2 separate regions of the Homo sapiens genome follow, and region 2 is linked to region 1. The links are chromatin loops, found by intact Hi-C in ENCODE. Cell type or tissue: tibial artery. All regions are shown on one strand. Links, peaks and the distances in the headings refer to the core of each region. The heading gives the core; the rest is flanking DNA.

Evidence for each region. Peaks named below come from ENCODE experiments on the same cell type or tissue, not always from the same donor. Only the 100,000 strongest peaks of a DNase experiment are listed, where the experiment ranks them.
Region 2: it touches region 1 in a loop (4-fold over the local background); 2 of 110 quality-filtered maps call a loop at or near these places.

The regions. Positions count from the first base shown.
Region 1 is chr15:97,130,717-97,139,065 of GRCh38, reverse strand. No RefSeq gene overlaps it. Among named protein-coding and RNA genes, the nearest start is that of LINC02253, 99 kb to the left of the region's middle. In tibial artery, for the core only: no CTCF peak of the experiment used is centred there; no DNase peak of the experiment used is centred there.
Region 2 is chr15:97,192,964-97,201,312 of GRCh38, reverse strand. No RefSeq gene overlaps it. Among named protein-coding and RNA genes, the nearest start is that of LINC02253, 37 kb to the left of the region's middle. In tibial artery, for the core only: no CTCF peak of the experiment used is centred there; a DNase peak (open chromatin) is centred at 4,682.

The DNA of each region.
Region 1 (8,349 bases), core at 287-8,286:
GCTCTCTTCTTCAGTAATACATCCCTACCAATGACTGTGAGGAACTCCACAAAGGCCTGCAGCAGAGCATCCAGGAAAAAGTTTGCAAATTCTGCTGAAGTTGGGCTTATTGTGATGTCATTTACATAGAGTAAAATTCATCCTTGTAGGATATAAAAGTCTGATGAGCTTTTATAACTATGTATAATCATATAACCACCACCACTATCAATCAGCATTATCGAGAAAAGTTTCTCATGCCCCTTTGCAGTAAACCTCTTCCTCTCCATTATCCCTGGAAAACACTTACTGATTCACTTACTATAGTTTTGCTCTATTCAGAAGTCAACCGGTATTAGTCTGTTAGGGTTGCCATAACACAATAGCACAAGCTGGGTGGCTTAAACAAAAGAAATGTATTGTCTCACAATTCCAGAGGCCAGAAGTCTGAGAACAAGGTGTCAGATAAATTAGTATCTTCTGAGGTCCTGGAGGGAAGAATCTGTTCTACACCTCTCTCTTTTGCTTGTAGGTGGCTTTTCTCTCAGCATGTCTTGACATTGTGTCTGTCCCCAGATTTCCCCTTTCAATAAGGACACCCATCATATTAGATTAGGGCCCATCTTAATAACTTTCTGATTTTAACTTAAATACTTTTGTAAAAGACTATCTCCAAGTAAGGTCACATTCTAAGGGACTGGGGGTTAGGACTTCAACTCATAAGTTTTAGGGAATACAATTTAACCCATACATCATATAATAAAATGATACAATATGTAGCCATTTCTTTCTGGCTTTTGTCATATAGCATATTACGAATACTTTTGAGAATTACCTATTTTGATGCATATAGCCGAAGCTTGTTCTTTTATTGCTACGTAGTATTCCATTTTATGGGTAGACCACCATTTTTATTTTTATTCATTGGATTCGTGTTTGGGAAACTCCATTGTCTCCAGTTTGGGGTTATTATTAATAATCATTTGCATATAGATCTTTGTGTGTACACATGCCTTCACTAGGTAATATCTAAGAGTGGGATATAGGGGTCATGGAAGTGAGTGTATTAGCTTGTTCTTGCATTGCTATAAAGGAATACTTAAGACTGGGTAATTTAGAAAGAAAAGAGATTTAATTGGCTCACAGTTGTATAGGATGTACAAGCATAGTACTGGCATCTACTTAGCTTCTGGGTAGGCTTCAGGGAGCTTTTACTCATGGTGAAAGGCAAAGCAGATATAGAGATGTCATATGGTGAGAGCAAGAGCAAAAGAAAGAGTGGGGAGGTGCCGCATACTTTTAAGTAACCAGATCTCACAAGAAGTCACTATAGTGAAGACAGTACCAAGGGGATGGCATTATCCATTCATGAGAAATCTGTCCCTGTGATCCAGTCACCTCCTACAGGGTCCCACCTTCAACACTGGGGACCACAATTCAACATGAGATTTTATGGGGTCAGAGATCCAAATCATATTGTTCTGTCCCTGGCCCCCAAATCTCATATCCTTCTTACATGGCGAAATGCAACCATCTTCTGCCACTAGCCCCCAAAAAGTCTCAGCTTGTTTCAGCATCACTCAAAAGCCCAAAGTCCATAGTCTCATCTGAGACAAAGCAAGTCTCTTCCACCTACAAGCCTGCAAAATCAAAACACATTATTTACTTCCAAGATACAGGCATTGGGTAAACATTCTGTACTATCCTGTTTTAACTCTGCTAATAAACACATACCTGAGACTGGGTAAGTTATAAAGGAAACAGGTTTAATTGCCTCACAGTTCCACATGACTGAGGAGGCCTCACAACTGTGTATGGAGGAAGGTGAATGAGGAGGAAAGTCACATCTTACATGGCAGCAGGCAAGAGAGCTTGTGTGGGGAGCTCTCATTTCTAAAACCATCAGATCTCCTGAGACTTATTCACTACCATGACAACAATAAGGGGAAACCACCCCATGATTCAGTTATCTTTACCTGGCTTCACCGTTATGATTCAAGATGAGAGTTGGGTGGGGACACAGCCAAACCATATCACATTCATATTCTCAAAGGGAGAAATGAGCAAAAAGAAAGGGGATACAGCCCCCAGTTGAGTCTGAAACCCAGCAGGGCAGTCACTAAATCTTAAAGTCCCAAAATAATCTCCTTTGACTCCACGTCCCACATCTAGGGCACACTAGTGCCAGAGGTGATCTCCCAAGGCCTTGGGCAATGAGTGTTTAATTTTATAAGAAACCAACCAACAATTTTCTACTATTTTGCATTCTCATCAGCATTGTAAGGGGTTCAGGTTGCTCCACATCTTCATCAGCATTTTGTATTGTCCATATTCTTTAGTTTCATCATTTTAGTAGATTTATTGTGATATCTCATTTGGTTTTAGTTTTCATGAACACCTTCCAATGTGCTTATTCATTTGTTGTATTTTTATTGGATTGTTGGCCCTTTTATTGAGTAGCAAAGGTTCTTTGTACATTTCTTTATGTAGTCTGGATACAAGACCTTTGTAGATAACATGTTGATATATTTTGAATTTGTGTCCCCCTCCCAAATCTCACGTTGAATTATATTCCCCAGTGTTGGAGGAGAGGCCTGGTGTGAGGTGACTGGATCATGGATGCAGATTTTCACCCTTGCTGCTCTTGTGATAGTGAGTGAGTTCTCATGAGATCTGGTTGTTTAAAAGTGTGCAACATTTCCGCTTTGTGCTCTTCCTCCTGCTCCAGCCATGTACGTCCTGCTTCCCCTTTGTCTTCCGCCATGGTGTTTTGAGTTTCTTGAGGCCTCCCTAGCCATGTTTCCTCTATAGCCTGTTGTACTGCGAGCCAGTTAAACCTTTTTTCTTTATAAATTACCCAGTCTCAGGTAGTTCTTTATAGCAATGCAAGAATGGACTAATACACATATCTTGCAAATACTTCCCCACAGCCTGTGGTTTGTCTTTTCATTTTCTTAATAATGTCTTCTAAAAAGAAAAACAAGTAGTTCTATCTTATTATCTTAATATTTTATTCTTGTCCCAGAAAAAATGAGAAGAACTTAAGATCTGAATGAATAGCTGTAAAACAATTTATTAACTCCAAATGTTGAATGAAAATGTAATGAAAAAATGGGCATTTTAATTGTAACAACTCCCTGTAACTCCCAGGGTTCCCCATATTTCTTGAAAATTTACCCCTATTAATCCTACTTATATCATAGTTCCTCAATATTCACATCATTGATTGTTTTTAATAGTCAATTTCTTGGTGCCTTGACTTTTTGACAATGGTCTTTTTCTTTTTCATATTTCAACCACTCATTCTTATGGTCATAACTCCAGTGATGTCATCTGCAGCCTCCTCCTCCATGTTCTCTGACCACCATCTCCTGTCACCCTCCTCATTTTCTCTAGCACATTGCTTTCAATGATCCTTCAACCCTCTTAACACGTTCAATGCATCGATCTTGTCAATGGGGCATTGCCAACATTTCTGGGGCCTAATGCATATTGTAAATATGGGCTCCCTAGTACAAAAAGCAAGGAAAACGCAAAACAATGCAGTTAAAGATTCAAACATTAAATATTTTCCTTTCTTCTATGGTCTTTCTCACAATGAGTGATGGTGTTATTTTAATTGTGATTTAATGTGGCATTCCCTCAGACTCAGGTGAATGCAGAGTCTCATAGGCACCTGGACACCATGCCCTGTGACTGTGTGCTGAGGCCCACCAGCTGCCTGAGCAACATGCTGTGCCCCAGCCTGGGACATGGAGATGAAACTCTCCTCCCAACAGGCCCACTACCCTGAACCACAGACGATGGGTGTTCCCCAAGAGATGGCAACCACTTCAACAAGATACACTCAACACGTGGATTGGGGTGAGCAAGAGGCAAAGTGCTCATCAAATGCACTGTGGCACTGCCAGCACAGAGTTAAAGTGCACTGCCCCAAAATGTGTCAGGTCACATATGCGCAACTCTGGAGCCTGGGTCCAGGCCTCTGCCAGGGATGGACAGTGGTTCTGGTAACTGGTAAGGGAGCATGCAGGAACTGTCTGGCTGGCACCTAGAGCACCAGGGAGCTGGGGCAGTAGTGGTGGCTAGGTAGAGTGAGAAGAGGGGGCCCTGGTGGGTCTTGGGAGGCCATGGAGTTGGAAAGTGGGCCGCTGAGAACCCATCCCTTGAAGGCAGGGAGGTGGCAGGAGGCTGAACTGTACATGAGCCAAGGGATCAAGCCTCCAAGTTCCTACTATGTGTTCCATTGCCTCTTCTGACATCCCTGCCAAAGCGTAGAGTCAAAGATAAAATGATTAATGATTTCAAGGTGGCAACTGCAGAGTATTAAACCAAACATGGGGTCCTCCTGAATACAGGGCCCTGTGTGACTGCATAGGTCACATACCCATGAAGCTGGCCTTGTTTGCCATGATTGTGCACTCCTGACTTCAATTCTGTGGTCCTTCATCCTAATTATTTTTTACCTTGCCTCCCACCTACATATAACCTGACCCAACTTGTATCTTGGCCATAGCCCTCTCTTCTACTCAGGATCTGGTCTGAAACAAATCTCTGCTGATGGAGAAAAAACTCCATCCTTGTGGCAAATGATAGGATTTCCCCTTTTTTGGCCAACTAACCTTCCATTGTCTATCTATACAAGATTTTGCAGAGTGCAAAGATACTTCTTTGACATACTGATTTCCCTTCTTTTGGATAAATACCTAGCAGCAGGATTGCTGGGATCATATGCTGATAACTAATGTCACTTTTTATATGTTCTCTAACACCAACTGGCACCTAGAAATTCTATGCATGTGCCTGGTTCTTTTTTTTTTTTGTCTGAGACAGAGTCTGGCTCTATCACTGAGGCCGGAGTGCTGTGGCGCGATCTCGGCTCACTGCAAGCTCTGCCTCCCAGGTTCATGCCATTCTCCTGCCTCAGCCTCCGTAGTAGCTGGGACTACAGGCACCTGCCACCACGCCCGGCTAATGTTTTTGTATTTTTAATAGAGACAAGGTTTCACCGTGTTAGCCAGGATGGTCTCGATCTCCTGACCTCGTGATCCGCCCGCCTCAGCCTCCCAAAGTGCTGGGATTACAGGCATGAGCCACTGTGCCTGGCTGTGCCTGGTTCTTTCACTCTCTGATTGTCTTAGCAGAATTCCCCTCTCCTTGAACTTCCCATATGTGTCCCTCCTCCTCAGCCTCCTGTCATGAGGCTCCAGCTCCATGTTGTTCTTTTCATATCCCCTTGCTTATGCTCTAATCCAGCTTGTCCCCACCATTTCCCAAGACTGTTCTCATCAATGACATCTGTGTTAGTCCATTCTCATGCTGCTAACAAAGACATACTCAAGACTGGGTAATTTATAAAGGAAAGAGGTTTAAGTGACTCACAGTTCAGCATGACTGGGGAGGCCTCAGGAAACTTACAATCATGGCGGAAAGGGAAGAAAACACATTCCTCCTTACATGGCAGACAAAGGAGAAGTGCCTAGCCAAAGGGGGGAAAAACCCTTATAAAACCATCAGATCTCATGAAAACTCACTCACTATCATGAGAACAGCAGCATGGGGGTAACTGCCTCTGTGATTCAAGTATCTCCTATCAGGTCCCTCCCAGGACATGTGGGGATTATAGAAACTACAATTCAAAATGAGATTTGGGTGGGGACACAGCCAAACCATATCAACATCCTCTTTGCTAACTGTTTCAGTCCTCCTCTGATGAAGTGCACCAGCTGACTTCACAGAGTGCTCTTCTTACTTTGCTTTTCTCCTAGTTTGCTGGCTTCCCCTACAGAAAACGCTTCTCAGAAACTTCCTTATCTCCTTGACTTCTAAGCCTAAAGAGCTCCAGGAACTGAGCAGGCGTGGTGGCTCGCGCCTGTAATCCCAGTATTTTGAGAAGCTGAGGTGGGAGGGTTGCTTGAGGCCAGAAGTTCAAGACCAATCTGGGCAATAATGCAAGACCACCATCTCTCCAAACACACACACACACACACACACACACACACACACACAGTTTTAAAATTAGCAGAGCATGGTGTTGCACACCTGTAGTCCCAGCTATTCGGGATTCCTTGAGCCCAGGAGTTAGAGGTTGCAGTGAGCCATGATTGTATACTGCACTCCAGCCTGTGCATCAGAGGACCCAAACTCAAAAAAAAAAAAAGAATTCCAGGGCTTAGCGGCTCAGCTTTGTACTTCTTTATTTTCTATCTATACCCCTTTGCCAGAGAAAAGCAGTCTCTCATATGGATTTAATAGTATCAGACTATCTATAAAAATATCACTCCCAAATCTCCTCTTTATGATTCATATAATTTCCAGGTAGTAAATGCTGTCAAGCTTTTCAAGCAGAATTTAGACTTCCCGTGTTTTGCCTCTGTGTTTCCCTGTGTAAGCCCAGAAGACAATGTGGACTTTTGTAGTAGGCTGAATAATGATCCTGGAAGATAGCAGGTCCTAATCCCTATGAGGTTATTTTCTATGGCTAAGATTATGCAGGTATGATTAGATTAAGACTGCCCCCCCTACCCTGATCAGAGGATTGTCCTGAATTATTTGGTGGAGGCTCTAAATGTAATCAAAACTGTCCTCATAAGAGAAAGGCACAGATATATTTGAATACAAGTAGAGGAAAATATGATGTGAAGACAGAGATAGAGATTTGAGTGATGTGGCCACAGGCCAAGGAATGCTAGCAGCCACCTGAAGTTGGTAGATGAAAGGAAAAGATTCCCTCTGCCCTATCAACACCGTGATTTCAGCCCAGTGATACTGATTTCAGACTCCTGGATTCCAGAACTGTGCGATAATGAATTTTGGTGGGTTTAAGCCACGTAGTTTGTGGTAATTTATTTCAGCAATAAATTACTAGAAACTAATAACATTTATCTAGGATCTGTGATGGCACAGGAGGGAAGACTGGGGAAAGCTGCAGATGACCTGGAGGACTGAGGATCCGTTATCCCCTGACTGACAATGAGCATTCTGATAAAAATTAGATGTGGCACTAGACTATCAGGGTGAGAAGTTTTCAGTCTGCAGGTTACTATTTAATTTCACTGGGGGCCGTAATAACTTTCTAGATGTATGTATCTTTCAATAGTATATCCTCTGCCTGAAGATAAGATCAGTGATTATACACATATGACAACATTAATGTCACATCTCATTTCACCAGACCAATGTGGTAATTTTCCATGTTGTTTTCATGCACTTAGCAAGATTAATACCACACGCTTTAGGTTTGTTATCCCTCAGTTGTAGTACATATATTAGGTTTTAGTAGCATTTACTAAGAGCCTGGCCATTTCCAGGAGTACAGTAGTTCTCTTTAACTGTAGTTTTACTTTCCACGCTTTTAGCTACCTGAGGTAAAATACAATAAGATATGAGAGAGATAGAGAGATGGGGGAGGAGTGAGAGAGAGAGACCACACTCACATAACTTTCATGAGAATATATTGTTATAACTGTTCTATTTTATTATAGTTATTATTGTTCATCTCTTACTAAAATTAAACTCTATTGTGGGTATGTATGTAGGAAAAAAAAAACACTGCATACAGGGTTCAGTACTAGCTGTGGCTTCAGGCATCCACTGGGAACCTTGGAACGTATTTGCTGTGGTTAACCAGGGACAACTAGATATGAACTAGACCCACCAAGTAACATAAATCCAACAGTGCAACCTATAAACAAAACTGCAAAGTACTGTAAAAATTGGCATGTGCAATACATATCTAAATTCCAGCGGAACAGATCCGAAATAATCTACCAGAAGCAAACTATGAAAGGAGGTAATGTGAGTTCATGACAAGTAACCCAGAGAAGCCATCAAGAAACCTGAGCTCTCCTTTGATATACATTTTCTAACTTACTTGCTGCGTCACTTTAGACTGGTCCCTTAACAACTCTGGGACTTACTTTCCTCACCTATAAAACTTAATTCTAACTATACATTTCCCAAGTCTAACAATCTACGATTCTATCTAAATATTTTGTACAATTGCTGGTACTTATTACTTTTAAAGATTTCTTTTCTATATAAATCATCTTTGTCTTGGCATCACGCAATTAGGGGTTCTGTCAGTGCCCTCAAGTTGGCTTTTCCAACTTAGGCCTAAGTGGAGCTGTCCTCGGGAGCCCTGCCCTCCAGAGGACACGGGATCTCATTGGATTCTCTTGTTCCTGGCCCCAGGGTCTGAATAACATCTCCACCTGATTCTGCTTTTCACAGGAATCTCAGATCCTGGTTTTTAGGTGATACAGAACCCTCACAGTGAATTTCCCCATCACCTTCTGATAGAATTTGGGTAGTTCCCAGAGAGCTAATTATGTCTACAAGGGTTAATTGGAGTAGGTTAACTACACTCTG
Region 2 (8,349 bases), core at 233-8,232, 62 kb before region 1:
ATAAGTCAAATACTATGGTCTAAAATTCTGACTAGAGATGGCTCGAGGTCAGAGATGGGCTAAGGAGTTTGGACTCTATCCGCTGGCGATGTGGAGGTATTTAAGGGGTTGTAAAGACATTTCTTCCACGTACCAGCTGTCTGGAGGGACTGGGATGTGACTATGATGGCAGTATCACTTCTGCAGCCATTGGCGTGCCTATCTTGAAATGAGCATTGCTCACTGTATTCTTTGGGGTTTTTAGAAAGGATCAGCCAAATGCCCCAGGGCACATTCTGGGCCATACTTCGCTAGAGAGGGGCTTGACTAGCACTGCAAGGGCATGTTGCGGCCTCTCAGCAGGACTGTGAGCAAGCTTCCACCCTCACAGGGGAAGGAGGCCAGTGGGCACTGCTTCAGCATCATGATTTTATTTGATTTTAAAAGAATGTTCACATTTACTTTTTCCTCCCAAAATTTCCATGATGGCTTACTATGTACTTTTGGAAAAGTCCAATACAAATGACTTGGAAGCAATGCTAATGTTTTTAAATAGAGCACTCAAATTCTTACCTTAAAGCCAAGTTCCGTGATGAATTATCTAAGATTCACCTGAGTGTAGGACTGAATTAAGAACCCGTATCACTGATGATGCATCTTTAAACTAAATGAGCCAATTTAGGAGCAAAACAGTTTTTTTAACCATATTACTTAAATTATAATAAGTACAAATAAATTTCAGAATGACAACGTGGGGCTATCGAGTACCAGTAGTTGAATGTGGGTTATTCAGATACTAATCGTGTATAAACACTCAAATGTGAATTAAAGCTAGATTAAGCACTATTTTCAATTTTTCAAAAGTTAAGGAAAACTCAGAGACACTGGTGTTTGGCCTAATTACTCCTTAAGGAAGAATAGAAAAATACATGTGACAGTAACCTTGATGACTAATCTTGAGGTTACAAAATAAAGTGACCGCAGAACATATTCCAGGAAGCATCTTGCTATATAACACTGTCTTAAACAATTCCAGAAAGCATGTCCAAGTTACACAGGGAACTACTTAAACTAGCTTATGATCCCAAGCCATCAGTAATTTTGAAGACTCCATCATGTACATATTGTATTCACTATAAATCCTACCTGAGTTTTCAATGTTCTTTCTCATTCCCAAATAAATTCATTACACTAACAACTATAAAATAACAATTATCATTCATTATTTAGGAAATCCATCTAAACTTTTAAAAGAAACACATTTGTTTCAGAGATGGGAAACAAATTGTGTTTCTTTTAAAAGTATGGAACTCAGCGGCTCTTTTGATAATAGTGTAGATGGGACTGAAGTGTCTGTAGCTCCTAGATTTCTGAGGATGCACTTGACTGATGGGAAGGCTGCAAACCATATGAGCCATCTCCTTGGAAATGCATCTTCCCTTGGGGGCTGATTCCTACATCCACACTGAAAAGTTAATCATTTGCCATTGGCAAGAAACAAATGCAGCCATTTTCACGCTGACATATAGTGTCTATCACTCTATAGATTTTTCAAAGGAAATAGATTCAAGCTCTATCAGACTGAAGGATTAGGAAATAATAATCACAGATTCTTCTCTTTAGAGCCATTTGTCCTCTTGCTCCTGATTTTCATCAATTCTCTGTAATTTTCACCCACTCTGTCTCAGGATCATGAGTTATCATTGGTTGCCACCAGAACACTCCACAGCAATTTGTCTTATTGAAACATGGGCTGGCCTCATGGCTGTGAATAATCATTCACTCCCTAATATATCATATATTCTCTAAAATTCTCTCCCCTCCTAAGGACTGCATAATGTTGTCCTAGGGCTGATGAGGCCAGAAATTGTTTTCTTGCGTTTTGAAAAGTGCTATAGTTACAACATGTTCATTTTTAAAATTTGCATCAGGTTGAAGGCATTTCCAGAAAATCAGGTAATTAAACTATCCCCTTGTGCATGAATAAGGATCACTTTGGCTTAGAAGGTATATGTCATTGGAATAAACAAACCTGAATTGGGCACTTTCACCTTTTTCCTTTTTTTTTTTTTTTGACTGGGTCTAGTTTTGCTGAGAATTAGTTGATTTGAAAGACTTTAGATTTGTCAGTTCTATAAAGGTATAATGTGTTTTCTATTCTGCTAGAAATTTCATATTTAAACAATGATCTATCCAAAATTTTAATATGCCTTAAAATTACATCCCTTTATTTCAATATGTGGCAGCAATTCCAATTTCAATAGTAACAAAACTTATTAGTAATGCAGGGAGATGAGTGCCAGCTTGAAGTCCTTCTTGGAGTTTTGGTGGTGCACATATAGTGTTTTCTTTTGATTCATTTTCTTGGATGATAGCATTATAAAAGGAAAGACACTTGTAAAATAATGTTTAAAGGACTTTTGGACATCAATATAATTCCCATAAGGCAACAGTTTGGTGAGTTAAATGTAAACACACCAGGAACATATGGATTCACTATTTCTTAAAAGTACACATGGGCTCAAGAATTAAGGGAGCTAGTGTTTGCAAAACCCATCTTTGGTTTTGCCAAACAAAATATTTGAAAAGTTATGCGATATATTTTCAGCAACATTAATTACTAGGCAACAATGACAATGGCCATTTTGATTATAAAAAGCACTACCAAATTGACAATAGGCAAATTCAATTCCAACACTTAGTCACAATGGATATTATATTTATCAGAATCCACTGCTGTCGCCATGTAGATAAGTCCCCTGGCAACTACTAAGAGCCACCAATAGAACTATAAGTCCACAATATCCATCATAATCTGCATTGAGTGGAGGCAGCTACCAGTTCTTTAATGTTCAGATCTTCATAGGAAGCCTTCTGTCTTCACATTGAGGAATTCAGAGGAGCTGGAAGCAGTGCACAACTACAGTGGCTGTTCCCTAATGGAGTAACTAAATGTGAAGATAGACACAAAGCGCTGCTCTAGAGAATATTACATTTAATGTTATATAGGATTAAGTCGTACTAAAACCTCGATCAACAAATTCTTATTGTCATTGTGAAATGCACAGACCCAGATTTGCTATTAGGTTGGTACAAAAGTCATTGCGGTCTTTGCTGTTGAAAGTAATGGCAAAAACTGCAATTACTTTTGCAACAACATATATATATAATACTGTAACAAAATTCACGCCTAGATCTTCTGCTTTCTAGCTCTATGCCCTTACGCTAGTTACGTAAACTCTATGAGTTTCACTTGCTTACCACCAAATAAGGGTAATAATCCAAATAAAACATGGTTTTGTGAGGTTTAGTGATGACATGTGGGCTGTGGCTAGCATGATGCCAGGTCATATAGAGTGCTCAGCCATGTCGTTAGAAGAATTAAGATTATATAGGTTTAAAATAAATAAGCCAACTTTAAATTTCCTAAATTGAATAAAGTATTCTAATTATCAATAATAATTACCTATAATTTAATAATTATTACCAATAAAGTATTAGTAATGGTTATATTGTATAGATTATTAAAATAAGTTAAATTAACTTATTAAAATTATATGACAAAATTATAGTGATGATTTTCTGATAAGAACTTTTTTCAGATTGTCACTTTAATCATGATCTGTTTTTTAGCCCCATCAATGAAAATGAGTAAATATTCCAAATTAAGTATTTATCACAGGGGCTGAAAAGGGAGGCAAATTTGTAATTGCTGCAAATATTAACATTGATATCATAGATTATTCCTAGATCCCAAAGATGTTTCATATTTACATAAATTTATATGTTACATCTCTACGTATACTTGTTAGGCATTTAGGCATTCCTCAATTGAGATAAACCTTTGGTTTCTACAGTACAATATAAGCAAAACACATACACTCACACACACACACACACACACACACACACACACACAACTTCATTTCCTGTTTAGAGCCCTCATTGATACACCAAGTAAACAGCTGTTACAGTGATTTACAATATACATGAACTGAGCTAAAGAAAATGCTTATTCTTCCAACCAGTGTTTACATGACTGCTATATTACTGCAATCTTTAGTTTTAAGAAATAGCTAAAGAAATTATCTGCAGAGAATGTTTAACCCTCAGAGGGTTTTACGTGTGAATTATGCTGGAATCGGCGTATAATTATTGTAGTACTCTTTTCCCTTCTGAAATCCTCTGATCTACAACACAGTTTTGATCCAAGATGGCTTAATTTATAGTTTTTAAAAGAGAAGAAAATAAGAGAGTGAAAATGACATCTTAGATTTTCTTGTATTCACTCATTTGGGAACCAATTGATTCAGATGCAATTGAACTGAATACACAAATGAACGGGGCCTAACATGGCTTATAGGAGCACATTTAAAAAAAAATGTGTCTCAGTGTATTGAAAACGTTTTAGTGCAAGGTAGGGGGTTCTCAGCCTTTTTCAAACCATGACCCTACATTCAGGCACACTCAACCAGCCCTCTTCAGATGTGCCGAAGAATCTTTTGTTCTCCTTGCTCTTGGAAAGACCTGCTCACAGAATCCTACAGTGAGACACAGAGGATGTCATGGGAATTAGCACAAAGGTTATGGGGTGCACCTGACACATGAAGAGGTCTTCGCTGCACGTGACAGAACAAATCCATTTCAACAGAGGGGAGGTCAGCGCCTGGGAATGGGTTTCAGCCCTGTGACACCCGCACCCTGGCAAGTTGCAGCCCGAGGACCCTGAGATTGAGAATCCTCACGTCAGTGGCACCAGCTCCCTGGCTCTGGCCCTTGTGATGGTCCCCCAGCATGTGTTTAATTGCTGTTCAAGAAACACTTTGCAGCTGGCAACTCAAAGTGTATGGGATGATTCTCCATTCTCCCATGTTAACTCTCTTGACGTTTTGAAGAGAAGTAAGCTTGGGCTGTCTGTGAGGAAGGCCCCTATGTGTAATTTGCATCAGATAGAGGCAGCCGGGGGCATGTGTTTTGGCTTCCTGCCTTCTTTTCATTCATATATTTATTTATTCATTTTCTTTTCTAAATAGGATTTCTCCCGAGAATTAAGTCTAACACCTGCTGCGTCTCAGTATTTCATCACGATGCGTGGGAGTGATCTGGGCTTGGGCAGTGGGAGTGGGAGGTCAGCTCTGAATACTTTTTCTGGTGACTGATTCTGTATAAGATCATCCCAGGTTGCATCTCAACAGTGCTTATCTCTAAACCAATCATGTCCCCCCTGATATTAGCAGTATTTATAGAGGTGTTAAAAGCACGTCTTTATGTAAACTCAGACTGGTAGAGCAGAAAGCCAATCTTAGATTTATTCTGTGTATAATCAAAGCAAGCCCTTATTTGGTTGCTAAAATAAACAATTTCATTTCCCATATAGTTTATTACTATACTCAAGGTTTCCCATCTCACTTTTTCTATAATAATAGAGAATCTTTTATCTCCTCTAAGAATTAGGGCATAAAAACAAAACAAAAACAAAAATAAACTCCCTACAGTGGAGAAGTGCCTAGAGAGAAATTTTTTTTAATTATAAATTTTTGCATTAGGATTATGGCTCCATACAGAATTCTTGGAAAGGAGGCAAATTCTTCTGCCTTGTTCAGGAGGTATGAAAACAACTCAAAAATACCATGCTGTGCCCTTTTGCGTACTAATATCCAGAATGTTTTTTCTTCTGAGTGGTGGCTGTTTCCTAGCAATTTTGTATTGTTTATTCATCTCTATACTCAGAAATCTCCTTTCTAGATCTTTCCCTACGTTTTATGGGTAATCCAGATTTCAAATTTAGTATGTTATTAGCAACCATATTAAGCAAGAACCACTTCACCAAAACTGGCAGTGGAATTATACGATGATGTATTTATAGATTCATTGTTAGGTCTAAAAATTGGGGTCTAAAGTGACTGCATAAATCACCAATTCTTATGATAGCTGCTATTCTCTGCTTCATTACATGGTTGTACAAATATATTTACTCAAAGGAAGGATTTTCCTACCAGTTATCTCAAAAAGTAAGTCGTAAAATATAAAAATTCAAAGAAATGTGGCCATTAGTAATTGAGTAATTTGCTTCATGCTGACATTGAAGATTACTCATTATATCTATCTGGCTTTTCTGGAAACCACGACAGATAACATGATTCTTGCCCAGAAGCTCCCATGTTTTGAAAATTTTAAAGTAATGGCAAAAACCACCATTACTTTTACACCAACCTAGTACTACTTTCTGAAATGTAGAAACATATTATTTCCTCTTTATGGTAATAAATATATTAAGAATGGAAATGTTTCATCTGCTCATCGCAACACAGACATTATGACCAAAGTTTCTTTACTTGGGGAGAAATTCCTAGGACTTGGTTTGTATGTGAATATTTGCATTATCAGCAAAAGTGAAATGTTCACCATTATAGTGGACTACATGAAGACTGACTGACTTAGATAAGATAAAGGAATGCATAAAAGAAGATAAAGTGTTATTAAGAGATTACTGTTGTACAAGCAATATTCTAAATCTAGAAGCAAACAAAAAATTGCTTAACAACACAGTTTATGGCCAGGCACTGTGGCTTATGCCCATAATCCCAGCACTTTGGGAGGCCGAGGTGGGCGGATCAGGAAGTCAAGAGATGGAGACCATCCTGGCCAATATGGTGAAACCCCGTCTCTACTAAAAATACAGAAAATTAGCTGGGCGTGATGGCGTGTGCCTGTAGTCTCAGCTACTTGGGAGGCTGAGGCAGGAGAATTGCTTGAACCCAGGAGGCAGAGGTTGCAGTAAGCTGAGATCGTGCCACTGCTCTCCAGCCTGGCAACAGAGCGAGACTGCATCTCAAAAAAGAAAAAGAATAACAACAACAACAAAAAAGCCATTTTATTTGCAGCTGGTCATTTGTGTTTACATTGTAAAACTACGTTCATATCTTTAAAAACTTGATTGTCTTCTTAGCAAATAATATATGTATAAAATAAATTTATTTATATGCCAAGTTATTCGGTCACTAAATTATTTAAAAAGTGGACCTACTTTGTGAAAATGTAAAATGGGTCATTGCAAGCATATTGTGAAAAGATATACAAATATAATCACCCTCATCATTATTCTTATTCATTATTTCTCATGTGTTACAAAGCCTTTTTCTGGTAACATTTTCTTCCTTAGTAATTATTTACTTGATAAAGAATGTCTTGGGGTTTTTGTTTCCAATCAGGAGAGAGTAACTGGAATAAAATTGATCCTCCCACCGTGAACAACCAAAAATAAGTAAATAGAAAGAAAAATGGCTTGAATCAGTGGTTTTTCAAGACACTGGACATTAGAAAAGAAAGAACAGTCATCCCTGAGAAATGGTAAATAATGAAGGTGAGCCCGATGACTGCCCCAGATTCCCGCCTTGAATGAGTTTCTGGGCCATGGCACAGGGAAGAGGGCTCCCGGAGTTAAGGAGATTGGCCTGAGATACCAACGTGGTGAGAATTTTCAAGACAAAATCATCCCCTTAAGTATTCAGCTGACTGCTAATCTGTATATGACGTTATGAAAAGAACCATCCAAAGAGAGTAGAAAGAACAATGCTTGGTGCCCAGATGGAAACAGAAACAATTCCTGTTTTCATCAGCCAGAATGGGCATTGGGTGGATTATTCAGAAAGATCTTTACTCAATCATGGGAAAGAAGTAGCTGTAGACAAAACCCTAATCCCATGTAACAAATATTAAAATAAAGAGCTGAAAGGGTCAAATTGTTTTCAAATGACTGCATCCCAGGAAAAAGCTAAAAAAATGTTTATAAGAATACAAAAATATCAAGAAACAATGAAGGTAAAGTTCACAGTGCCTGGCATCCAAACAAGGTTTACCAGTCATAGAAAGAACTAGAAAATATAACCATAAATCAACTGAAACTGACCAAGCACTGATCGAGATATTAGAATTGGCATACAAGAACATAAAACAATGATTACAGCTGCAGTACATATGCTAATAAGGTTAAATAGAAGCATAACAAATATTAAAAATATTTAGATTGAATGTCTACAGGTAAAAAGTACAGTTACTGAGGTTAAAATTATACAGGATGGTAATAACAACAGATTAGACTTTACAGAAGAAAAGATTAATGAACTTGAAGACATACTAATAGCAACAATTCAAAAGAGAATACAAAGAGAAATATAATACAAATTTAGAAAGAGTATCAGTAAGCTGTGGGTCAATTTCTAGCAGGCTAATACATATATAATTGAAAATCTGTAAAAGAGAGAAGGAGGGGGATACCAAAGAGATATCTGAAGAAACAATGAAATTACATTTTTTGTTATGTGATAAAAATTACAAACCCAAAGATCCAAAAAACTCAATTAATGCCAA